2 separate regions of the Homo sapiens genome follow, and region 1 is linked to region 2. Evidence: chromatin loops called from intact Hi-C (ENCODE). Cell type or tissue: CD4-positive, alpha-beta T cell. All regions are shown on one strand. Links, peaks and the distances in the headings refer to the core of each region. The heading gives the core; the rest is flanking DNA.

What was found. Hi-C counts contacts between places; a loop is a spot of excess contacts. Peaks named below come from ENCODE experiments on the same cell type or tissue, not always from the same donor. Only the 100,000 strongest peaks of a DNase experiment are listed, where the experiment ranks them.
Region 1: a loop joins it to region 2, with 2.1 times the contacts of the local background. A loop is called at or near these places in 4 of 110 quality-filtered maps.

Annotation. Positions count from the first base shown.
Region 1 is chr9:95,808,359-95,821,006 of GRCh38, reverse strand. It overlaps ERCC6L2-AS1 (ERCC6L2 antisense RNA 1), which reads left to right. Exons shown (of 3, transcript NR_023390.1): 3 at 7,085-12,648. LOC107987103 (a long non-coding RNA gene) reads right to left here and starts at 5,668. Exons shown (of 2, transcript XR_001746851.2): 1 at 5,427-5,668; 2 at 3,986-4,231. RefSeq lists a silencer at 1,006-1,300. In CD4-positive, alpha-beta T cell, for the core only: no CTCF peak of the experiment used is centred there; no DNase peak of the experiment used is centred there.
Region 2 is chr9:96,054,613-96,067,260 of GRCh38, reverse strand. LOC158435 (a long non-coding RNA gene) reads right to left here and starts at 1,422. Exons shown (of 9, transcript NR_033838.1): 1 at 1,393-1,422. In CD4-positive, alpha-beta T cell, for the core only: a CTCF peak has its summit at 5,854 (motif pointing right); a DNase peak (open chromatin) is centred at 5,840.

The sequences.
Region 1 (12,648 bases), core at 1,580-9,579, 250 kb after region 2:
GAGATTGGCTTTGAAGTCAAATTCCTCTGTTTCTAAATGAGTGACCTTAGGCAAGTTACTTGACCTCTTCCTTCTTGTACAAATGTGGGTAAGTAACCACAACGTTGCTGTGAATAGGCACGAATCTGTAGTAAAGTGTATCTGTGGTTCATAAATGGCTGGCTAATGCTAGTCCGCTAGTACTACTCCTATTTTTTTTTTTTTTTTTTTGAAGCGGAGTCTCACTCTGTCGTCCAGGTTGGAGTGCAGTGGTGCGATATCAGCTCACTGCAAGCTCCGCCTCCCGGGTTCACGCCATTCTCCTGCCTCAGCCTCCCGAGTAGCTGGGACTACAGGCGCCCACCACCACACCCGACTAATTTTTTGTATTTTTAGTAGAGACGGGGTTTCACCATGTTAGCCAGGATGGTCTCGATCTCCTGACCTCTTGATCCGCCTGCCTCAGCCTCCCAGAGTGCTGAGATTACAGGCGTGAGCCACGACACCCGACCCTCTTTTTCTTTGTTAAAAAAAGTACAGTTTTATCAAAATACAATTAACGCAATAAGGTACATATATTTAAGCTGTACGATTTGGTAAATTTTGATGTATGAATTATACCCATTAAACCATCAGCACATAGAAGGCAATGAAAATATCTAGCAACCCCAAAAGTTCCGTCCTCCCTCTCCTCACGTCATCTCTCCTCGCTCCTCCTTCCACTCCTCATCCCTGGCAACCACGGACTCATCTGCTTCCCATTATAAGGCTGGGCTTGCATCTTCTGAAGTGTTGCGTGAGTGGAGTCACATAGCAGTACTCCTGTCTGACTTCCTCACTTAGCATACATTATTTCAGATTCTCCATGTTGTGTGTATGGTTCATCCGTAATTCTTTCTATTGTTAAATATTATTCTGTTGTATTGATATATCAGGTCATTTTCATCCATTCATTGTTCTTTCCTCTTCCTTTTTGTTTCTTAATCACTTTTGCCTCCCTTTTCGGGCAGGAGCATCCTTGATCTCCCTCCCATAGCGCCACCCAAGTCTGCCCTCACAGCACTGTTGAGAAGGCGGCGTCTCCTGGGTCCCTCCATGGAGGAGAGGCGTGCAGTCGCACCTACAGAGGCCACCTACTAGGTCACGCCTCAAGCCTGGCCTTTCCTCTCGGCTCAGCTCTGTTAGAATTCCAAACCTCCCCTCTTCTGACACCTGAGGGAGGCACTGACAGACATTCTTTAAGCCCTCAGGAATTTCCTTTTCCTTTAAAGAAAGAGAAATAGAATTCCAAGTAAGGGCGCTACAGGAGAGGATTTTCCTGCAGGATGTAATTATGTTCTTTCTGCTTCCTATCCTCACTGGGCATCACAGCAGCAGAGGTGCATGCGTTCTGGAAGGTAAAGGGTGCCTGCAGCACCGGCTTCTTTTTCTGCCACACATCTTTTAGCATGGGACCCACATCTACTCCAGCCCAAGAGCAGTTTCACTCATGGCCGGAGCCAAAGAACACACAGAAATCTCCAAATGCTGGGGGTGGTAAGGGCAGCGTTGCATCCAATTATGGTGAGAGAGAGGTGTCCTTCTTTCTCTTTTATTAAATTATTTTGAGATGAAGCTTCCCTCTGTCACCCAGGCTGGAGTGAAGGCTCTTTGCCTTCTCGACTCACTGCAACGTCTGCCTCCCAGGTTCAAGCGATTCTTCTGCCTCAGCCTCCCGAGGAGCTGGGATTACAGGTGCGCGATACCACACTCTGCTAATTTTTAGTAAAGATGGGGTTTCGCCATGTTGGCCAGGTTGATCTGGACCTCCTGACCTCAGGTGATCCGCCCGCCTCGACCTCCCGAAGTGCTGGGATTACAGGCATGAGCCACTGCACCTGGCATGTCCTTCTTTCTCTCTTGTAGTTGTTGCGATTCTCCAGGCCCCTGCCGGAACTCCTCACTGGCGTCCCTGCTGTGACCCTAATCTCCCCAGGCTCACCTCCACACAGGAGTCAGAGATATCCTGCTAGAAGCATATTGGGTCACCCACTCCCCACTCAGAATCTGACAATGGCTTCCTGTTGCACTTGGAGGAAAATTGAAGGTCCCTGCAATGGCTTACCAAGACATAGGATCAGCCTTAAGTCCTCAGACGGACCTCATCATCTGCCTTGCTGCCTTTAGAGCTGGCCAGGTGACACGTACGGTCACCCAGGACCCCAGCCTGGAGAGGCCCCACACTCGGGTCATTGTTCTGCTGTTGCCTTTTTGAAGGTTTAAATAATTTTTGAACATGGGACCCTCCATTTTCATTTTGCACTGGGCCTTGTAAATCTTATAGCGACTCCAGCCACATAGGCCTCCACTGATCCTCAGTCAGGCCAGGCACATCTCAGCTCCCTCAGGGGTTGGGCAGTGGGCAGCCCGTTCCCTCTGCCAAGGAAGCTCATTCAAGAGATGTGTACCTAGCTGCTTCTCTCGTTCACTCAGGGCTCAGGTCAACTGTCTCGCCAGCAGCTGGGAGCCACAGATCATTCTGTAATCCCAGAACTTTGGGAGGCTGAGGCGGGAGGATCCCTTGAGCCCAGGAGTTCAAGACCAGCCTGGGCAACATAGTGAGACCCCAACTCTAAAAAATATATATATATTTATATGTATATATTATATATATAGTTATATATTTTTTTTAGTAGTGGAGTGTGGTAGCACAGTCCTGTCATCCCAGCTACATGGGAGGCTGAAACGGAGGATCGCTTGAGCCCAGGAGGTCAAGGCTACAGTGAGCTATGACTGGGTCATAGCACTCCAGCCTGGGCGACAGAGCAAGACCCTGTCTCAAAAACAAAACATAAAACAAAAACAAACGAACAAAAAACCCAATGTCTCCCCAGAAGAGAAAACTTCTCTGACCACTATGTCATGGTGTCAATGCCCCTCAGCTCCCATGGCCATCTCCTTTGTTAAGTGCCACCTGTCTCAGCCTGGCTTGATGTTCTATAGTTATTAATTTAAAGTTGGTTCTTGTTTTCCCCATGTAAGGTCCTTGAGGGCAGGGACATTGTCTGACTTGTTAATTTCTTTTTTCCGGGGCCTAACACAGGGACGTAGATGTTCCTCAATACATTTTTGTTGAGTTAATTTTTACCTCCCAGCCATAGCATGAATGGTGACATCTCACCAGGAGCACGTTTTAATCCTATGAATTTGGCTGTGAGAGAAGTTCAGAGCACACATTTAAAGATACATTGTTTTATTTTAATTGTGGTCAATTGGCTTTTCTCAGACTACCATAAAGTCACATTTATCTTAATCTCTTTGCCTTTTTTTTTTTTCTCTCTCTTTCTCTTCTCCTGGTTTTCTATGACTCTAGTTCTGTGTTTTAAACATTTCAAGGTATGGAAAAGTTGAGATTTTTTTTTTAACTATGAAGAGAGAAGTCATGCATGGAGGCTCATGCCTGTTTCTCTCTTCCAAGAAAAGAAAAAGAAGAAAGAAAGAAAAAAGGAAAAAGAGAGAAACAAGATAAGGCACGGGAAATATCCGAATAACCCCCCAGATGGCTCTGAGCTGGACAGTCTCAGCTGGAGAGGGCGGCAGCTGCCTGGTGTCCTGACTACAGGTCCCAGGGCCCTGCCCCGGCCCACGCAGGGCAGGAATGTTAGTGCCAAAGGTGTCTCTGAGGTCATGTAGCCTAAACTCTAAACATTTTGTGTTCTTTCAGAGTGGAAACGATGTTTCAGGTTAGGAAAGAAAGTAAAATAAAACAAAATGGAATGGAGCAGAGAGGAAAGAAAAGGAGAAAAAGACAGTAGAGGGGAGGGAAGTGCAGGAAAAGGGAAGAAAAGAAGGGAAAAGAAACCATAAAAGGTATACCTGGATGATTCTGCCTCTGGGGGAGAAAATTAATTTCTTGAGATTACAAGGCTGCTTTGTTGTAGGTCAGGCTCCCAAATTTAAGTTTTCTGACTTTCTATTTGATATTAAATGTCCTTTAATAGACGAAATGATCATTGACATCTACATGCCCAATAGAGTTAGATATTTATTACCGTTCTCCATGTTCAAGTGAATTTTTCTAGCATTACTCATTTCAATGAGCAATTTCTGTCTAGGTCTGTGCCCTCTACACGTGGGCATCAGTGGCTCCACAGCCAAGCAGGCAGCAGATGGTGAAGGCCAGGTCAGTGAGCTGCACCCAGCCCCTCCAGCAAGCTAAGAGGGCCGGTCAGGGGTCCTGGCATACATCTCCCTCCAGTCTGTCTTTTTGCACCTGGGTGAACAGAAATGGATTAATAATAATCTTTGGTTCTTGACATACTCTCCCCGTTGGTCCATGCACGCCCCTCTACGTTTTCTATGGAGAATTTTTTTTTTTAATAATTGTATCAACTCCCATGGACTCACCAGGCAACCTGGAAACCAGAACCCTGACAACACCGTGCCTCCATCGGCAAGGTGCCCCCATCCTGGCTCCTACCTCCCCAAACCCGGAACTGGAGGTAGTCCCTTTCCTGGGTCTCGTGATGCTTTTTCCCTTTGCTTTAAAACCCTTGTCCTTTTTGAAATAGATGACATTCCTCCCTGTGTTCTCAAAAGGCATGTTGTTTAGTTTGGGTTGCTTTTAGCTGTGTACAGAGGTATCATGCTGGAGGTAATTTTTTGGTACTTGCTCGGAAGGAGGAACTGGCCTTGCAGGGGACCAAATCCTTCCGCATTCCTAGGTGGAGAGAGAGCCCAGCCACCATTCCCTGAATCTGGCCCTGAGCTGACCCAGCGGCCTAAGGAGGGCTGCCTTCCACGCCACCCTCTGCAGAGGGGAGCTGACAGCGCCGGAACACACGGGCCTCTGCCGGGGTCTGCTTTTGCTCGGATTCCCCACCTGTGCTCCAGGCAGAGCTTCCCGCCACCCACTTTGCAAGCCTGCTCGCTCCCCCACCTGTACAAACACAGGGCTTCCTGTCACCACGTGGCCTAGCAGCGCAAGGCCGCGGATGGGGAGCTTCGAGTTTTTAATTTACTAATGAGAACGATTGTAGACCTGGAAAACAGCTGTTATCCCAGGGGCCACGACACAGTGTAATTCAATTGCGTCTTTATGATTTCTGTCTTGTCCTTTGCAATTTCCCACAAACCTGAAACATGTTTGGCTACTCACTTTCCATCTCACCGCGATCACAAGACTTAGCACTCAGAGAGACTCTTACAGCATGGAATGGTTTTTACTCCCTAAGTACCAAGTGGGAAGTAATAGGATATGGACTTATTCATGCTGTCGTGGTGCAATGTAAGGACGCTGAGTCTGCAAGGATAGATAACTCATTTCCAAATAGGGTCCCTCCCACGTCCTCTGTCACCGCTATTATTAACCATTTTTTAAAAAAAGAGGCTGATGTGTCATAGTAGAAAGAACATGGACTTCGAAGTCAAGACAAAAAAATGAGTTCCAGTCCCACTTGTGCGTTTACCTGTTATGTGGCCTTGGACCTTGCCTGCTCTTAGTTTCCTGGTCTGTAAGATGGAGCCGGATACCGACTTCATAGGGCACGAGGAAGATGAACGGAGACAAGATGGGAAACAGCGTGGCTCGCACAGCCTGTAGGTCATGGGTAGCCTTAGCGCAGGCTCCCAGCTCCTCACCCTGCCTCCGCAACAATCCGAACACTCCCACTCTCTCTCCATTCTGATCCATTGTACACCACGGTCAGATGACTCATCCCAAAGCAGCGTCTTGTATATATCACATTTCCTTCTCTCCCCAACCAAACCACACCCCTAAACAACAACAGAAACCCTTCGAGGTTTCCCAATGCCTTCAAGATGTGCGAATCCTTTAAGTCGGCATTGATGCTCAACCGAAATTTAGAGTCCATTTACCGCCTCACAGGGGCCGTTATTACTCCTATACCTGAATCCGCTGCGCTACACAAACTCATTGCTCTCTGAGTGTGCCAGATTCATGCCAGGCCCGTCTTTTCCCCTGCTCCCCACGTTCATGCCGCTCCCCTTGCAGGGACTGCTTGCCCCTCCTTGGCATTGTATATTTTCTTTAAAATGCGGATAAAGTCCCATCTCCTCCTCTCCCATCCCATTGGCTATTTAATGTATCCCACCTTGCTTTGTTGTTAGTGACCTGTGTATGTAGCCAGCAGCGCCTGGCATAGGCTCTGTAGAAGACGTTCAGAAACGTGAGGTAATGACTGCAGGTATAAAAGCACAAATTTAGAAATGCCTTTGAAACCAACTGGAATTCAACTCATAACAATTTTCTCCCATGCAATTTTGAAATATCAATAGCCAGACTAAAATTATCAAGCTTTGAGTTTGTGTATTGCTCTGTGTGTGTGTGTGTGTGTGTGTGTGTGTGTGTGTGTGTGTTTAGGGAGCTGCATTTAGTGGTTTAGCTTCACTTTATTCAGCTCCAAGTGGGAAATAATTATCTTCACTTCTTTCTCCTGCTACTCGCAGCTGATAAGCTCTCATCAGACCACGCTGATTGTTCAAGCAACCAAAATCATACCGGAATTTAGGAAAGATAATTGAAGAGAAGATAAGGTTGACAATTGTTGACCAGTTTCCTCTCTTTAACTTTTCTCCCAGACTCCCTGCATAGTTTAATCTTCTGTATTTTGTGTGTCTTTTTGCTAAAGCAGCTTAGCCTGTAATTTCATCCAAAGCCTTCCAATGCCTTCCCAGAGCCACTTGAAGGCATTGGGAAACCTCAGAGAGTTTCTGTTGTTGTTTAGGGGTGTTGTTTAGCCTGTAATAAAATACACCAAAGAAAGTGGTCTTCTCAGAGCCCCCCAGCAGCTGGGGGGTGCTCTGGCTAGTTGGCAGTGAAGGACATTGAGGAAGGAGGCTCTGTTTAAGCTCTAAACTTGGCTGTTTAGATTCCAGGCATTCTTGATAAGTTATACCTAAACCAGTACTTGGACAAGGACCAAAGGATTATGCATCAGTGCCATACCCAAGATATTTGAGGATTCTGTCAAATTGAAGATTGACTAGTGTCCATGTGTAATGATGTAGTCAAGAGAATATTGAATTGAAGCAATTAAACAGTAATATCTTGAATTCATGTTTTTGAAAAGGCTGTTAACTAAGTGTCCATTTTTCTGCCCACCAGGAAGAGTTTGAAGTTTGAAATCCCAGAATGAGGAAATTCATCCAGCTTGGAGACTTCCAATCCCTTCATTGTGCAGAAGGTTGCTAATGCTCTCAGGAGAAGCCCTTCACCAAGAGAATACTTCCACATAGAGTCCTCTCCATTGAGACTAAGGAAACATGCTATGTCATGTAGCCACAGCAGCCTTTGCAGCTGTTGAAGGCAGCAAGACTTGCATGGCAATCAGAAGACACAGAACCAAGACTCATATCCAGTTATAAGATGGCAGATGGGACACACACTCATCAGGCTTAGTGAGCAGCCAATCCAGAGGGAACCATACTCAGCCCTAGGGGCTGGGCGCGGTGGCTCTCGCCTGTAATCCCAGCACTTTGGGAGGCCAAGGCGGATGGATCACCTGAGGTCACGAGTTCAAGACCAGCCTGACCAACATGGAGAAATCCCATCTCTACTAAAAATACAAAATTAGCTGGGCATGGTGGTGCATGCCTGTAATCCCAGTTACTCGGGAGGCTGAGGCAGGAGAATCACTCGAACCCGAGAGGCAGAGGTTGTGGTGAGCTGAGATTGTGCCATTGCACTCCAGTCTGGGCAACAAGAGTGAAACTCTGTCTCAAAAAAAAAAAAAAAAAAAAAAAGCCCTAGGAAGATTTCTTCAAACAGATGAAGCTAATGATATCCCCAGTGTGTTTGAATATATTGAGAGATCACACAATAGGGACACTGTTTAGGGTTGAATTAATAGCAAGCAAATGGGATGCTAAGGAAATATAAAGAATAAAAGTTCAAAGGGAAAACAAAATGTTATTCAAGAAAGTCAAAACATCCATCGTAACTTTTTTTTTTTTTGAGACAGAGTCTCGCTCTGTCACCCAGGTTGGAGTGCAGTGGCGTGATCTCAGCTCACTGCAAGCTCCGCCTCCCAGGCTCACGCCATTCTCCTGCCTCAGCCTCCCGAGTAGCTGGTACTACAGGTGGCTGCCACCACGCCCGGCTAATTTTTTGTAATTTTAGTACAGATGGGGTTTCACCGTGTTAGCCAGGATGGTCTCGATCTCCTGACCTTGTGATCTGCCTGCCTCAGGCTCCCAAAGTGCTGGGATTACAGGCGTGAGCCACCGCGCCTGGCTCGTACACTGTTTTATATACCACTTGCAGTATCATGATTGTATAAATACTAAATATCTATTGATCTATCCAAAACTACAACATAAGTATTTTTGGAATATGGAGGAGTGGGTGCTGAGTATGCATGGGAGAAGGGAGGCTGAGGTGAAGGTGGGAGAGAAGGAGACAGTGAAATATTCATCTTCCAAATTGGAAACTCAAATAGATAATGCCTAAACATGAAATATCAATAGAAATGTAATATTTAAACATATGGTGGTGCTTCTGGGAAAAAGAAAAGAGGATGGAGAAGACTGTTTGTTTGTATGTTTGTTTGTTTAAACAAGCAATATGGATGAAATTACAGGCTAAGCTGCTTTAGCAAAAAGACACCAAAATACAGAAGCTTAAATGAGGTAGGTATAAGTTTCTCTGTTTGATATGATCTCAAGAGAAGCAATCTGGGTTGGAAAGTCACCTTTATGATCCTCAAAACGTAGCTTCCACCTGTGGGACTAAGGCAGCCATTCTAGTTTTGTCTTCCCAGCCAGAGGGAAGGAGGACAGGGTCAGGAGAGCACATGTGCATAACTGATAGGAACATGCCCCAGAAGGGCCACACATCCATCGGTCAGGATGTGGGCATAAGGACCACAGCTGCATGGGAGGCTGGGAAGCATAGGGTCTAGCTGTTAGCCACGTGCTCAGCTAAGACACTGGAGCCCTGATATTAAAGAAGGTGAGGAATGATGCTAGTGCTCAACCAGCAGTCTCTGTCACATCAGCTTTGCAGAATCATTTGATTCTTTCAACTAGGTGCATATACAACTTCAATACAAATGAAAACTAAATATAAGACATGGTTCTTAAAAATCATCTTTTGTACAATTGAGGACACAATCAAAACCCAGACACCAGGGTCCTGAAGCAGAATGCAGGCATCCACAGAAGAGGCGGTGCTGATGGACTGGACCCCAGAGAGTCCACACCTGCTTGGTGCCATACCTTGGGTCCCTCCAGATCAGGATGCTCCCAGCAACTTTTCTAGGATGGTTATACTGCACATGCTGCAAAGATGAGTGGGCATCCCTGCAAGCCTATGGTTTTAGAGTAAATGGTTCCAAAAGAAGGTATGAAGCAGACCCATAGATGGGGATTAGTGCATAGGAGGTTTATTGGGGAGTACTCTTGGGATCAACATCTGTGAGCAACGAGAAAGAAGCAGGATTGAGCAGGGAAGAAGGTGGGTGTTCTGGAGCTGAGATCAAACTTCAGAAGTGTTGTGGCAAGGGGGCCCAGTATTGGTGAGTCTTTCAATGTGACTGCTCCAAGAACTCACAGCTTGGGGGTGTCATCTCAGGTGAAGTTGTTGTGTTCAGCCTGGGCAATTCTGGAGAGGCCTGACAAGTGAGGCCTGCCCCTGCAGAACTCCTGGCAGCTCAGGGAACACATTTTTCATTCCTGAGATGTTGCTTCACAGCATCTACTCTGTGTGGATCCAAGGAGCTGCCTCTGGGTCTCTGGGAAATCAGTCGTTTGAATTTGGATTCCAGCGTGTGGCTCTTACATTTCTTTTTAGGAGAAATCCAATAGTGGTGCTCTCATTATGATGACAGAGGGGCTGGGAGGTGCCAGGGGCCCAGCAGGGAAGTGGCAGGAGTACAGCAGCATACTGTGTAACCTGGGCTAGGTTTTTACTCAAGGTGGCTTAGGACAGCTTTTGAAGATTACAGGGAGAAGAACCTAAAATATAGGCAAACCAGATGATAACTACCCTGCTTTCATCTGTGCCTCAGGGTGATTAGTCAGCATTTGTTGGTTAACATGTCAAGAACCCTGTGATTTTGTCAAATATATATTTGGTCTTTGACTCCATTTTCTGACATACAACTCCTAAAATCCTTATAATCTCCAAAGTGATAGTGTCTTTTTGTATGCTTATGAGTTGACTAGTGGCTGACAGCCTCTATGTAGCTTCAGGACAGGGACTGGTCACAGGAAAGACCAAGGCAGCATTAGAGGGTCGGGACTCTTAGCCCCCTACTCCCACCTCCAGGAACCAGAGAGGGTGGAAAGGTTGTTGACCACCAATGGCCAATGATGTAATCAATCCTGCCTACAGAATGAAGCCTCCATAAAAACCCAAAAGGACAGGGTTTGGAGAGCTTCTGCATAGCTGAACACACGGAGCTTCCTAGAGGGTGGCACACCCGGAGAGGGCATGGAAGCTCCCTACCCCTTCCCCCGTATCTCCCTCTAAGCATCTCTTCATCTATATCCTTTGTAATACCCTTTATAATAAACCAGTAAACCTATGTTTCCCTGACTTCTGTGAGCCACTCTAGTAAATTAATCAAACCCAAAGAGTGGGTGGTGGGAGCCCCAATTTGAAGTCAGTTGGGCAGATGTTCCAGGGGCCCCAACTTGTGACTGGTGTCTGAAAGGGAGATCAGTTTAGGGTACTGAGCCCTTAACCTGTGGGATCTGAGGCCATCTACAGGTAGATAGCCTCTGAATTTTTTTTTTTTTTTTTTTGAGACAGAGTTTCACTCTGTCGTCCAAGCTGGAGTGCAGTGGCTTGATCTTGGCTCACTGCAACCTCTGCCTTCCAGGTTCAAGCGATTCTCCTGCCTCAGCCTCTCAAATAGCAGGGATTGCAGGTGCATGCCATCACGCCTGACTAAGTTTTGTATTTTTTAGTAGAGATAGAGTTTCTCCATGTTGGCTAGGCTAGTCTCACACTCCTGGCCCCAAGCAATCCTCCCGCAAAGTGTTGGGATTACAGGCATGAGCCACAGAATTGAATTGAATTAGACACTCAGCTTGTGTCTTCTGCTTGGTGTCTGGGGAAACCCCCACATTTTGTCACTGAAGTCTTCTGTGTTCACTATTTTTTTTTTTTTTTTTTTTACGTAAGAGCAGAGGAAAAACTGTGTGAGTTTAAGTAGTTGACTCACAAACCCTAATCTTAATTTAGGTTCCAGAATGGCCCAAGGCAAAGGTTTTAAATAGTCCTTCTCCATCTGCCCTAGAGGGTTTATTTGTTATCACAGGGGTTGTTAGAAGGAAATTTTCTTTGAAGAAATGAGTGATGCTAAGGCATGTAGTTGGCTGAAGAGACTTCCACTGGCACCTCCTCCCTTGATCTGGCAAACCCAGCAGCTGACCACCTTTGGAGTGACAGAATCTCTCTCTCTTTATGGATAGAATTCTGTCCTATGGTCCCCACCTAATGGAGAGCCACCTATGTCATCTCTGTCACCTACTCTGATGTTAAAATTTTGTTGTGACCACAACAAAGTAAATATTTCCTGCAAGATGCTTTCCAAAGTACCTAAAAAGACAAGAGAATGAGAGGAGGAGGTTGCATGGCTATTTTTGTACTTACCTCCCAATAAATGTTCGTGTGTATGAGGCAGAATTTGGTCTGAGACTTGCTTTCATTTAAAAACAAGTCCTGGTGAGGTAGTGGGAGGGAAAGGACCTAGACCTTCACCTCCTTCTAACTGCTAGAGGCTACCAATATTTTTTAAAAGAGCCTGATATTTGTGAATGGCTAAATAAGCCCAGAGATTAAGAAAGTAAATGATGCCTCATATTCTTGCTGGTTACATGTTCCAACAATCTGAACAGTAAAGATACCTGAAAAAAATGATTATCAACACATTGGTTTAGTGCAGTGATTGATCATAAAAGATAAATGATCCAGCTGTAGAAATTGGGAATATGATATATGATAATGATAGCAAGGCAAACCTAACCTGATTATTCTAGATATTCATTTGTCATTTACATGGTGTCTGCTACTGGACTTGGCTTTGGGCAGGCTCAGGTTCTAGAAGAGTCTTTCATGCCCCCAGTGATCTGTGGCATGGCTATGGACAATCCCTGGGTTTAACTCCTATGTGTGAAAAATCTAGAGGATTCTAGTGGCCGAACATACAGAAAAGTAAATCCAAAATCTAATCTTGCTTTGATTTATGTGGTTGGAAGCGGGGAGGTTTGGGAAATGCAGTCAGACAAAAGTCATCCCATCTAAATATTAAATGCAAGAGAATTAAAAGGAGACAGAGAATAGAAACCACTGTCAATATGTTGCGAATCTGACAACTCTGGGATTAGACATGATTTTCCCATGTTCCCTCACACAAACCCTCCATTCAGGCCAGGCCTTTGCTCTTTCTATCCCCAAGAGCTTGCCCACCAATTTACACCTTGGCTCATGAAACCTAGGTTGCCCTCCTCTATTCACAAACTCTCACCACCCTTCAGCTATCCCATCCTCATGTATAAAATGCCTCCCCAACTCCTGTTAGCCAGTGTTGATCTCTTCCTGTAAACTCTGTTAACTTTGCCACTTATATATTTCATACTTTTTCTTCTTGAGATTCTAAGTCCCACAAACATTTACTGGGGCAGGCGGACCTTGTAGTCTTGTGAGACTATGGACAGATGAGG
Region 2 (12,648 bases), core at 2,339-10,338:
AGGCCGCTGCCGCACATCTGGCCCTCAGCACTGCACAGACTGTGGAAACCCTGTAAGATAAGCTCCCAGGAATGAAAAGAAGGCGGTCTAAACTTTCTGGGTCCCAGAGCCAAAGCAGGAGGTCCCAAAACCGCAGGGTGGGGGCGGGATCATTTGCGGACACCAAAAGCCAAAGGCCAAGAGGACTCTGTTTTAGCAGATTAATTTATAAGAAAAATATCAGAAGCAAAGGCACACATGGGAATATTGTTATTGGAAAGAACATTTTGCAAAGGAATTTTTATAAATGGAAACTGCTTCAAGTTCAAGCCATATTTAAAAACACAACCACATGGGTGGCAGGAAGGAGGGCACCGGCTGTGTTCAAATATTTTCCTAAAGGGACACCCAGCCCCCCTCAGCTGTCCCCAAAGGGGGCATGGGGGTCTGTGGGTCCTGCTTACTTTGGGAGCCCTGGACTTGGCCCTCGGAGGCCTTGGTGGCCCGGTGAGGATAGTAAAACATGGGAGGTGTTCTGGGAGCGCCTTCTCCAGAGATAAAGGCTGTTCTTCACCAAGATGATTCCAGGAAAGTTCATTTTGGAAATGGAGAAGAGAAATGGAGACAAAGTATGTACGAGTCGCACCTGAGTGCAGAGTTAGGTCTATGGCATTTGCCCAAAGAATCACTCAGGAAATCTTCCTTCCCTTCCTTTGACCCACAGCAGAATAAAGGAGATTAATTTTGGGTGGACGGTTGGTGGCAGAAGTTGAGGGAATTTTGGAAAATTGAAGAAAATAACTATTTGAATAGACCAGAAGTGAAGGTTTCCTGTGGTGTGCAGCCCAAAATCTAGTTCAGGCCATCTCCTGTGACATTTTTTTAAATTGCTGTGTTTGACACAACCTTAGGCCTGAGAAAACTTTACTTTCCTAGAAAAGCACATTTACATGTGAAACCCGGCATATGCCCCAGCACTCAATTGCAGGGAGTCGGCCCCCATTCCTCATGGCATCTGCAGAGCAGTGGCTGGCATGGGGCAGTCCCCCCAAGTGCATCCGTGCATAAAAGAGGTCCGGGAACACCTCCCCTGTGAAAGCCCGGGGAGCAGTTCTGAGGTAGACAAAAGACCCTTAATATACATTTTCCCCCAAATTAATCATTTCGGTTCCAGGAAACAAGAAAAGACTTTTCTGGACTTCTATATATTGCATCATAGCATATCAATGTAATCAGTAGAATCAACTCTGTTCCTCTTATTACTAACAATTAACACATTGTGAGCACACGCTATGGACTCAAGCATTCTTTGAGAAGACTTCATTCGCATATTATTTTAAGTCTGTTTTCTATTGCTTGTAGTAGAATACCTGAAACTGGGTAATTTATAAAGAAAAGGAATTTACTTCTTACATTTCTGGAGGCTGGGAAGTCCAAGTCTAGGGGGTGCATCTGGTGAGGGCCCTCTTGCTGGCAGGGACTCTGCAGGGCCCCAGGGTGGTGCAAGGCATCCCATGATGAGGGGGCTGAGAGCACCAGCTCAGGTCTCTCTTCCTCTTCTTATAAAGCCACCCATTCCACTCCCTAATAACCCATCAGTCCATTAACCCAGTAATCCATTCATCATTCATCCACGAATGAATTAACCCATTCATGAGGGCAGAGCGCTTGTGACCCAATCACCTCTCAATGCTACCACACTGGGGATTCAATTAAAAAGGAGTTTTGGAGGGGACACATATCAAAACTGTAACACATATATGAACTATGAATGCATTGTTATCCTCCAAACTGTATAAGAACTCTTATGCCCATTTCAGAGATGAGGAAATGGAGGCACAGAGGATTTAGTAATGACACTCAGCTAACGAGTGGTGAAATGGAGACCCCAGCACAGGCAGCCTGCCCCTGGGCTTTGTCCCTCTAGCCACTCCCGCCTGTCCACTCTGAGGTTGTTGAGTGGATGCCCATGGATTTGCCTGCTCACACCTTCCCTCGAGATGCCCTGCCACGCTCCACCAACATGGCTCCATGGCAGCTTTGATAGTATCGCCTGGCCCTGCCCCTGCCCATAGTTCACTGCTCTACAGACAAGCCCTGAACTCATTGTTAGTGAATTCTTTCCCCAATATATTTGAATTTGAAACTACACAGGAGACAGGGTCTATTTCTCGCCAATAGTTGTAAAATCTGGAGCTGTTGGGAGCTGTATTTGTCACCACAGGGAGGAATGCACTCCACAGCCAGAGAGAAGGAAGCCAGGGCTCCAGAGAAACAGGAAGCAGAGGCAAGGAGAGTCCTGGGGCATGGAGCCTCTGCTTCCTATAGTGCCCAAGGCTGCTGCCTTCCTGCCACTGGGATCCACGATCACAGTAATGTTTCTCCTTTTGGCTGAAGCTAGTTTGAATGGGGTTTCTGTCACTTGCAACCTAGATAGTTGTAACTAGTTAGAGGCAGAAACTCCATTCTGAGCCCCAAACCAAAGATGTCAGAGTCCTTTTTTCCTTTTTTTTTTTCTTCCTACAAAGAAGGCCTTTGTCCAGAGAGGAATGTAGGCCTCTCCTGCAAGGTCTTCCCCATAAAGCCAGGAGTGGTCAGGAGGACTTCACACCTGTGTTGCTACTCCAACCACTTCCAAAGATGGCTGCATCAATTTAGCCCATGATCTCGTGTGATGTGACTGTGCCACGACTTCCATCAGGAGGTGGAATCTGTTTTCCTTCCTCTTAAATTAGGGCATGACATGTGGCTTGCTTTGACCAACAGACTGCATCAGAGGTGGGGTTATGTGATCTCCAAGGCTTGACCGCCAAGTGGACCTTTCAGCCCAGCTGACCCTCCAGCTGAATGCAGCCATGTGAGCGAGCCCAGGTGAACCAGTGGAGAAACCAACATTCAGAATCAAGAGCGATAATCGATTGTCGTCATTTTAAGTCTCTAGGCGTTGAGGTGGTTTCTCTCATAGCAGTAGAGAAGTGATACATCCAGCAGTCACTCTGGCCTGGGAGAATGGGCATGTCAGTTGCACAATGTGACTCTAACTGGCTAAAGCCCTGGGTGTCATGAGTGCTGGTGCAGCAAAGCTCCCTTGCTGGAAGGAGGGCTCTGGGTTTTCGCACAGTGAGCCCAGAGCCACACGGCTCTGCATTCACTCTTCCAGGCCCACTAGTGCTCTTGCTTCGGGTGAAACAGATCCAGGTTTAATTACTAGTAGTAGCCAAAAACACAGGCTATGTCATATTTCCAAATCTGGAGTTATTGTATACAGCCAGGGTGTTTAGAATTGTCACAGGCTTTATACCTTTTTTCCCAGTTACACCAGTTAGTCCAAGGAAGGCCTTTCTAATACTTTGCTGTTCCTCCCCCTAGGTATTGCTGGGGAGTCACGGGAGTTCAGAGCTGCAAGGCAGTAAGATACAATAGAGTAAAACTCATTTTACAAGAGAGAGGGAGCGTCTTGGATGACTTGAGACTCAGAGTTGGTGGGATGTGGAGTTGTGTGTTGGTTCCCAGGGGGCCTCTGTGTGCTCCGGGCAGACAGAACCATCTTAATTGTGACTAAGTTCTCAGGGTCACATAAACTGGAGTCCAGTCGTCTGGCCTGAATTTCCTAAGACCCCACTCAAAAGAACTTAAGCCACAAGTGAGATTCAAAAATGTCCGAAGGACTTGGGACCCTCTGGGAAATGGGAGTGCAGAGAATCCCCTGAGTAGGAAACTTCCCCAGGTAAGGAAGGCCTTCAGCACACTGGGTGGGTGGGACACTGGTGTGCCGTGAGAAGAGAGTGGCACACCCAGGCAAAGATATCTCCTTTACAGCTCCCTGAAGACACCAAGCCTTCCTCACCAGGGAGCCTCACTCTCATGGGGGCTGGGGAGATAAAATGGGATAAAATACAGCATCCGGGCTCCAAGCACAGGGCCGTGGGAAGAGGCATGTTCCCGGCCATGGGGAGATGGGCAGTGATGGCAGGCAGAGACAGAACTGGCTCTCCTGGGGGTCAAGGGAGTCAGGGACCAAGGGCAGGTGGCTGAGGCATGGAGCTCACTGTGAGTGGCACCTGCATGGAGAAACTGGGCCATGACACTGAACTGCTTGTGTAGAGCTTGAGCAGTGGGGCCCTGACTTCAGTGTAGACTAGTGGGGTAAACACAGACAGGTGGGTGGTCAGATGAGGAGGCCACACACAGCAGAGGGATTATGGGATTATTTATTGATATATGTGCACGCACACAGAGATGTATACTGTATTCACACACACACACACACACACACACACACACATTCACACACACACATACTCAGGATTCCAGGAGACACAGTAAGAGAGGGCTGATGCGCCACCTCAGGGCAGGTGGGGATTCCAATCGAATTGTTCCAGTGACTCTGCTTGGGACCTGTGAACTGAAAGGTCACAGGGGATATTTGGAGAACTCATAGATGAAGGCATTAGGACTCAGAGAGGTGAAGTGACTTATCAACAAGAGGTTTGCAGGCCATAGGAGGTCGAGACTGCAGCCGGCTGTGATCGCACCACTGCACGCCAGCCTGGGTGACAAAGCCAGACCCTGTCTCAAAAAAAAAAAAAAAAAAAGAAAGAAAGAAAGAAAGAAAGAAAGAAAAAAGAGGCTTGCAGGCCAAATCTGGCCCACTGCCTGTTTTTGTAGGTAAAGTTACAGTGGGATGCAGCCGCACCATTTGTCATAACAGCATTGTCAGGAGAAGGGTAGCACCTCGCTCCATTGTGACCTTTGTTCCTGAGGTAGTGTTCCTTGCCCCTTCTACCAGGATCACAGAATAAGGGCAAGGGTGAAGCCCAGTGATGGTTCTGAGTAGATGTCATCGAAATAAGGGAGACTTGGAGCAAAGGGTTTTAGAGACTGTGTATCTTATAGCACCCAAGGCCGAGGACTTCACGAGGGCAGACTTAGGCCCTCACACTGAAACAATGGCTTGGCATGGAGTCAGTACAAAAGCATGGCTTCTGTGGGTTCCCTAAACAAGCATGTTTTAAGTTAACTCATTTCCAGTAATAACGTGCAACAACTTCAACTTTTGCTGATGCAAGCTTTTCTGGTGGAGGGAGGGGGAAGTGACATAATGAACATAAGAAACTTACAAAAAGCTTCTAGAGAAGATACGATCCAATCTTTGGCAACACTGATTGGATCCAGAGCTTTGTAAAACCAAAAGCACCAGAACTCTCTCTACCTCTATCCATCACAAATATGCAAGACAGGGGAGCAAGAAAGATTTAAAGAGAGGAGATGAGGAGGGAAAACAGTGAAACAAACCAAATGGCTTCATAATCTTGCAACAGCTGCTTCAGAACCTCTAGGAGTTGACAGTCCCCAGAAGCCCAGTGACCAGTCACCCAAGCACATCCTGGAAGGCAGGGACGGCCCAGGAGCAAATGGAGGGGGAAGTGCTGAGCTAGGCAATGGCATCTGCACCCAGGAGGCTAGCGGCCATGCTGCAGCTACACACAGGGCTACGTCTGCTTCCCTGAGGCTGCAGCAGAATGAGATGTGGCTGGCTGTGCTGATTTGCAAAGCCAACGCAGCTATGCTCTTTCTTCACTAGCCACCAGCAGCCTCACAGGGACTGGGGTCCAGTCTCCCTCCCTCTTTTCCTTCCTTTCTTCATCCTCCAAGAAAGCAAATGGTGAGTCATAAGAAAGGACTCTGTAACTTCAGATAGATCATTTCAGCGGGCATCAGCACGCCCGTCTGAGAGAAGTGTGGATAAGAATAAGGAACTTCCAAACTTTTCTTTTAAACCAACCAATGCCATTTTTCAAATGAAATATTCATCAAGGCAAAGGGGAAACATTGTGGTTGAGGGACCAGGAGGGGGAGCAAGGAGCCTACTCGGGTGGCTGTGACAAAGCACCACAAACAACAGAAGTTCTCTGTCTCCCAGTCTGGAGGCGAGAGCCACAGGATCCAGCATCATCAGGGCTGTTCCTCGTGAGGCCATGAGGGAAGATCTCTCCCCTTTGCTTGTAGATGGCCATCTTCTCCCTTCACATGGCATTCCTTGTAAGCATATCTCTGTGTCCACCTTTCCCCTTTTCACAAGGACACTGGTCACACTGGATGAGGGCCCACCCTAGTGAGCTTGCCTTCACTTGATGACCTCTGTAAAGCCTCTGTCTCCAAAGATGGTCACATTCCGAGTACCTCAGGGTTAAGACTTCAACTTAGGAAACCTGAGGGCACACAATTCAACCCATAACAGAGCCTTTCCTGCTCGGATCCATCCCCTCTGATGGGGGCTTGTAGGACAAAACCATGGAAATGTTCCTGAGCTGTAAAATGGCCAACAGAAAGATGGCAGACAGGCTGGAAAGGGGGAGAAACACAGAGATACAGCCACATGTTGATGCCCAGGGAAGGAGCACCTTTAAAAGGCACCACACCCTTAGGGGCAAGGGCAGGGCTTGGGCTGGGGACTGACTGTGGCAGTTTGTTTGTTGGAAGAATGAGTGACACTAAAGGTACCATCTTCAAGCAACAGTAATCAAAACAGCGTGTCCCTACCATAAAGATAAACTTACAAATCAGCGAAATAGAATTGAGAGGTCAGAAACATACCCTATGTTCTCTCTCTTAGACAGATAGATAGATAGATAGATAAATAGATAGATAGATAGATGCTAGAAAGATGACAGATACATAGATGATAGATATAGATAGATAGATGCTAGAAAGATGACAGATACATAGATGATAGAGATAGATAGATAGATAGATGATAGATAGATAGATAGATAGATAGATAGATAGATAGATAGATAGATAGATGCTAGAAAGATGACAGATACAGGCTGGACACAGTGGCTCACGCCTGTAATCCCAGCACTTTGGGAGGCTGAGGCAGGTGGATCACGAGGTCAGGAGATTGAGACCATCCTGACTAACATGGTGAAACCCTGTCTCTACTAAAAATACAAAATATCAGCCAGGCATGGTGGCACATGCCTGTAATCCCAGCTACTCGTGAGGCTGAGGCAGGAGAATCGCTTGAACCCGGGAGGCAGAGGTTGCAGTGAGCCGAGATCGTGCCACTGCACTCCAGCCTGGGTGACAGAGTGAGACACCATCTAAAAAAAAAAAAAAAAAAAAAAAAAAACCAGAAAAAAAGAAAGATGACAGATACATAGATGATAGATATAAATAGATAGATAACAGAGAGAGTGATATAGCAAATGCGGCAAAATGTTAACAATGGGTGAACCTGGGTGAAGGTTATATTGGTGTTCTTTGTATTAATACTATTTCTGCAAATTTTCTGTAATGTCTGTACATTTGAGCTATAAAAAAAAAAGAATACACGTGGTCTAATATTACTTGTCAGCCTGGGTACAAGGCTCACGTCATCCAAAAATCCAGACCTGGGGACTCCGGCTGGGGAGCAGGAGTGTGTCTCCACTCAAAGGGGTACCTGTTTAAGCAGCTTTTGTGTTCTCACTTACGAAGGGCCAGTCTGCTCATTTAATATTGAAACCTCAGCACTAGAGAAAGCAGCCTGTGGGTTGAGCCTTTGTTTTTCAGTTTTCATCTATTTTTCTCTTTGGAACAGCTTTGATTGAATACCATACAATTCACATATTTAAAGTGCACAATTCAATGGTTTTTAATATATTCACAGAGTTGTGCACTCATCACCACAATCAACTTTAGAACACTCATCACCCTAAAAAGAAATGCTGTACCCTCTAGCTATCACCCCTAGCATCCCCACTCTGCTCCCAGCTCTGGCAGCCACTCATTTCCTGTCTGCGCTATAGATTTGCCTGCCTCATCTGTACGTTTGGTGTGGAATCATATTGTATGCGGTCTTCCATGTCTGGCTTCTTTCACTTAGCACAATTTGGTTGGGGTCATCCATTGTAGCACACACCAGCACTTCCTTCTTCTTGTATAAATGAGCCAAAGATGGCTTCTGGGCAGTGGCCTCTAGGTTGTTCATTTCTTCACTGAAGGCTGAGACCTCTGAGCTCAAAACCCCACTGGCATCAAACTCAGAAATGTACACATCCAGTTGTTTTGAGAACTGCAGAAACAAGCAGATTTTTAGCCGTTTAGGGCCTGCCTGCTTTGCATTCCCCAGGAGACCTCACTCACTACCTGCCGGACACTGATAAGACTGAGCCTCGTGGTTTTAAGAACAGCCCCAAGGTGCTACTACCTTCCAAGGCTCTCGGACCCAGAGACTCCCCTCTGTGCTGCCAAGCAGCAGCTCCTAGGCACAGAAGCCTCCTTTTTGGCCCCCTTCCCGTTTCCCTTGCCTCCTCCCCTTCTGGAAGGTGCAACCCCCCCCCCAAGCCCCCGCCATAAGCTGCTCGAAGGTCTCATGCTGCAAGGGAGTTCCCCACTCATGCAATGTTGTCCCAGCGCCGTCCAGTAAAGCTTGCGTGTGTCACTACCCCTCATGGTCAACTTCTTTTTCTTTGATCAGCCCCCAAATCTCTCAAGCCCTCTACAATTCCTTTTTACTGCTGAATAGCATTCCATTGTACAGACATACCATATTTGTGTATCCATTCATCCACTGATGGACATTTAGTTATGCACACCTTTTGGCTATTATGGACTATGTTACTCTGAACATTTGTGCTGTTTTTGATTGAGCACCTGTTTCCATTTCTCTTGGGTATAGACGTAATGGTAGAATTGCTGGTCATATGGCAACTCTGTTTAATCCTTTCAGAAGCTACCAGCCTGTTTTCCAAAGTGGCTTCACCATTTGCATTCCCATTAGCAAAGTGTATGAGGGTTCCAATGATTCCACCTCCTTGCTAACACTTGTTATTGTCTGACTTTTCTATCCTAGCCATCCTAGTGGGTGTGAGATGGTTTTGATTTCACTTCTCTGATGACTAATGATGCCAAGCATCTTTTCATGTGCCATTTGTATATACCTTCCTTGGAGAAATATCTATTCAGACTTTGTGCTCATTTTTCAGTTGGGTTACTTGGCTTTTTATTATGGAGTTGCAACAATTTTTTACACATTCTCGATACAAGTCCCTTATCAGATATATGATTTGCAAATATTTTTCCCTTTCTGTGCATTATTTTTTCACTTTGTTGATGGTGTCTTTTGAAGCACAAAAAATTTCTAATTTCAATTTATCTATTGTTTTCCTTTGTTGCTTATGCTTTTACTGTTATATCTAAGATACAGACTGTATCTTCATTGCCAAATCCAAGGTCATGAAGATTTACTCCTATGTTTTCCTCTAAGATTTTTATGGTTTTAGACCTTACATTTAGGTCTCTGATCCATTTTGAGTTTTTTTTTTTGGATATGGTGTTGGTTCTTTTGTGTGTGGCTATCCACTTGTCTCAGCACCATTTGTCGAAAGACAATTCTTTCCCTGTCAACTAGCAACCTTGTCCACAATCAATTAAACGTACACATACAGGTATGTTTCTGGACTCTATTCTGTTTTGTTAATTTATGAGTTTATCCTCATGGCATGTGTTAGTCCATTCTTTGTTGCCATAAAGGAATACCTGAGGCTGAGTAATTTATAAAGAAAAGAGGTTTATTTGGCTCATGGATCTGCAGGCTATAGAGGAAGCATAGCACTGGCAATAGCTTCTGGTGAGGCCTCAGGAAGCTTCCAATCATGGCAGAAGGCTAAGGGGAGCCAGTGTGTCACATGGCAAGAGAGGGAGCAAGAGAGAGAAAGAGAGAAGAGCTGCCAGGCTCTTTTAAACAACAGATCTCATGTGAACTCACAGAGTGAGTGAGGACAGCACCAAGCCATTCATGAGGGATCCATCCCCATGACCCAAACACTTTCCACTAGGCCCCACCTCCAGCCCTGGAGGGCACATTTCAGCATGAGATTTGGAAGGCACAAAACACCCAAACCCATATCACATGCTGTCTTGAATGTTGTTGCTCAGGGGTGGAGCCTTTCATGTGACTCATTCCCCCTGCTGATGAGCTCCCAGTCAGGGCCCAGCCAGGTCCTGCCCCTGCCCCTGTGAGAGTGGGGCCTTTTAAAGGTGCTGCTGCCCTGGGTATTAGCACCTGACTATGTCTCTGGCCACATCCTGTGTTTCTTCTGCCTTCCGGCCCTTCTGTTGGTCTTCACAGCTCAGGAGCATCTCCATCAACCCATGGGCATGGCTTCTGAACACCTGGAGCAGTATGAGTTTTGGTGGAGGGCAGTGATCACCCTGACAGCCTGCAGGAGGCAGGGGCTTCCGCCACACTTCCTGATCCCCACCAACACAGGCCTTTGGGGTTGGCTGTACTTGTTCAGCTCTGGTGCAAGAATATAAAAGTTGAGAGACAGAGAAGATATTCCAATAAGAGAAGTTATACCTGAAAGAAAAAGAATATGGCCCAATCCCTCTTAACACTTAGACCACTAGCTGTCAAATATCCCTAGCCTTCCATCCTTTCAAAGGGAGGTCAGAAAAAGATGCTGAGAAGCAAATCCATTCATCCTCGGGAGTATCATGGCTTTAAGAACCTTCCTCAATCTGAAACTTTTCTTCAAAGAGAACGTTTACAAACTCTCTAGAGAACACAATAGAATCTAAAACTGGAAAGACACCTGAAAAGGGGAGAAGATTGCTATCTTCAGGAGAGAAGTACCAGGGAAAAGACACCTCCCAAAAGAGTGCTTTTCACACAAATGAGGGACAGGCAGAGGGCTTGGATTGTATGTCTCCAGAACGAGGTCACTCAGGCGCTTTGCTGGGAAGTGAGAAGACCTTATATGATCTGGGGATGTCTTTAACCAAAGGATCACTGGCGATGGTTATGGACACAGAAAGCGTTGGCTAATCTATGTCATCTGGAGCCCAGCTGGAAGGGATGCGGGTGCAGGCAGAGAGTCCAATGACACCCTGAAGGGCCTCTTTGTTTCCTAGACTAGGAAACAGCATTATCATTTTGCAAATAGGAAGTGAAACATAAGGAAGGCAGAGACCAATGCCTGGCTGAAGTTGTAAGATCAGAATTCCAGAATCTGTACCAGCACTATCACCACTAGCCCCACCCTTAGAGGTAAGGGAGAGGGCACAGAAGGGAAGAATGTAAAGCCATAGAGAAAAGGTCATGGCACACAGGGCTGGCTTACACAGACCTGCCATGTCCAGAGAGGCTCATCTCAGGTCCCCAGTCTTCTATGCTGAGACGCTGGGGCCAGTCTTTTTCCCCCCCTTGCCTTTAACAGTGCCTTATTTCCAGTAAGCACTAGGAGAGTCCAGGGCTGCAGTGAGGAATTGAAGAGTGGACTTGAGGGTCTCCTTTGCACAAGGATCAAAGAATGCAAGATGGCGAGGGCCCCTGTGGCTGTGCTCTGTGGTGGTCCTGGGGCTTCAGTCTGTTTCTAAGGTGTTGCAGGCAGGGATTTTCTTTCATACCATAACATTTTTTTTAGATGATAAATACATGTTCATTTTAAAAATGTGTTAAATCAAGTTTCACCTGAAGCTGCCTCCTTAGCTATTTTTAGTTTGGCCTAAAGGTTTTTCTGTACATCGTGAACTATAACAAGTATAGGTGTAAACAGACCTTAGCCTCCACTTGTACTAATCACCGAGTTTTGGCCAATCAAATGTAGCTGTTTGAACTCTATTCAAATAAGGCAAATGCCAAGCTGTAACCAATCTGGCTGCTTCTGTGCCTCACTTCTGTTTTCCGTAGGTCACTTTCCTTTTTCTGTCCATAAGTCTTCCACCACGTGGCTGTGCTGGAGTCCCTGATCCTACTCTGGCTGGGAAGGCTGCTCCATACCTGAATCACTCATTGCTCAATTACACTCCTTTAAATTTAATTCAGCTGAAGTTTTTCTTTTATCAAATGCAAATAAGCAAAAGGATAATGACAGTTACCTGGAATCCCACCTGCCAAGTTAACTATTTGTGTCATTTTCATACCTTTTCTTCATGACTTAAAAATACACACATGCATGTACACACACACACATATGATTTCTTCAAAAAATGGCATCTCACTACAATGCTCTTTTGTAAGTTTTTTTTTTTTTCATTCAGCTATATATGACGAATATCTTCCCATGTCAACTGGAGTCTTCCACGCATCCTTGTTTAGGCTGCTGAATGTTCCCTCCAATGGATGACGCATCTCAACCTTCTAGTGACGGTGCACCAGACTAATCATTATAAGTTGAGCAACACATTTTTGCCTCTCTTGCACACAGTTTACAACTTTTCTCAATGAAACAGAGGCCTAGAAAAAGGAGGACCAGCAAAAATAGTGGTCCCATGCCAGGCAAACACTGAATCCTGTTTACGAATTCCTTGTTTTTGATGGTTCCCTTAAGCTCCAGTGAAACCTATGGCTTCCCTGAAATAGATAATACTTAGTGATCTGCAAGGTATAGCATTGCTATATAGTTGTTACAATAATAATAATAGTACTGTTATTATACATTAAGTTCTGGGCTTTGAGTCTATAGTGGAAACCTATAAGAAGCTTTAGAATTACACAAAGCGGTAGGCCTGCTTCACATGAGCCACAGATGTGCTCCTGAGAGTTTGGGACAATCTAAGTGTTTAATGGCTCAAATCATACATTTCCACTTAAACTTGGTGATATGGTTTGGCTCTGTGCCCCCACCCAAACCTCATTTTGAATTGTACTTCCATAATTCCCACGTGTTATGGGAGGGA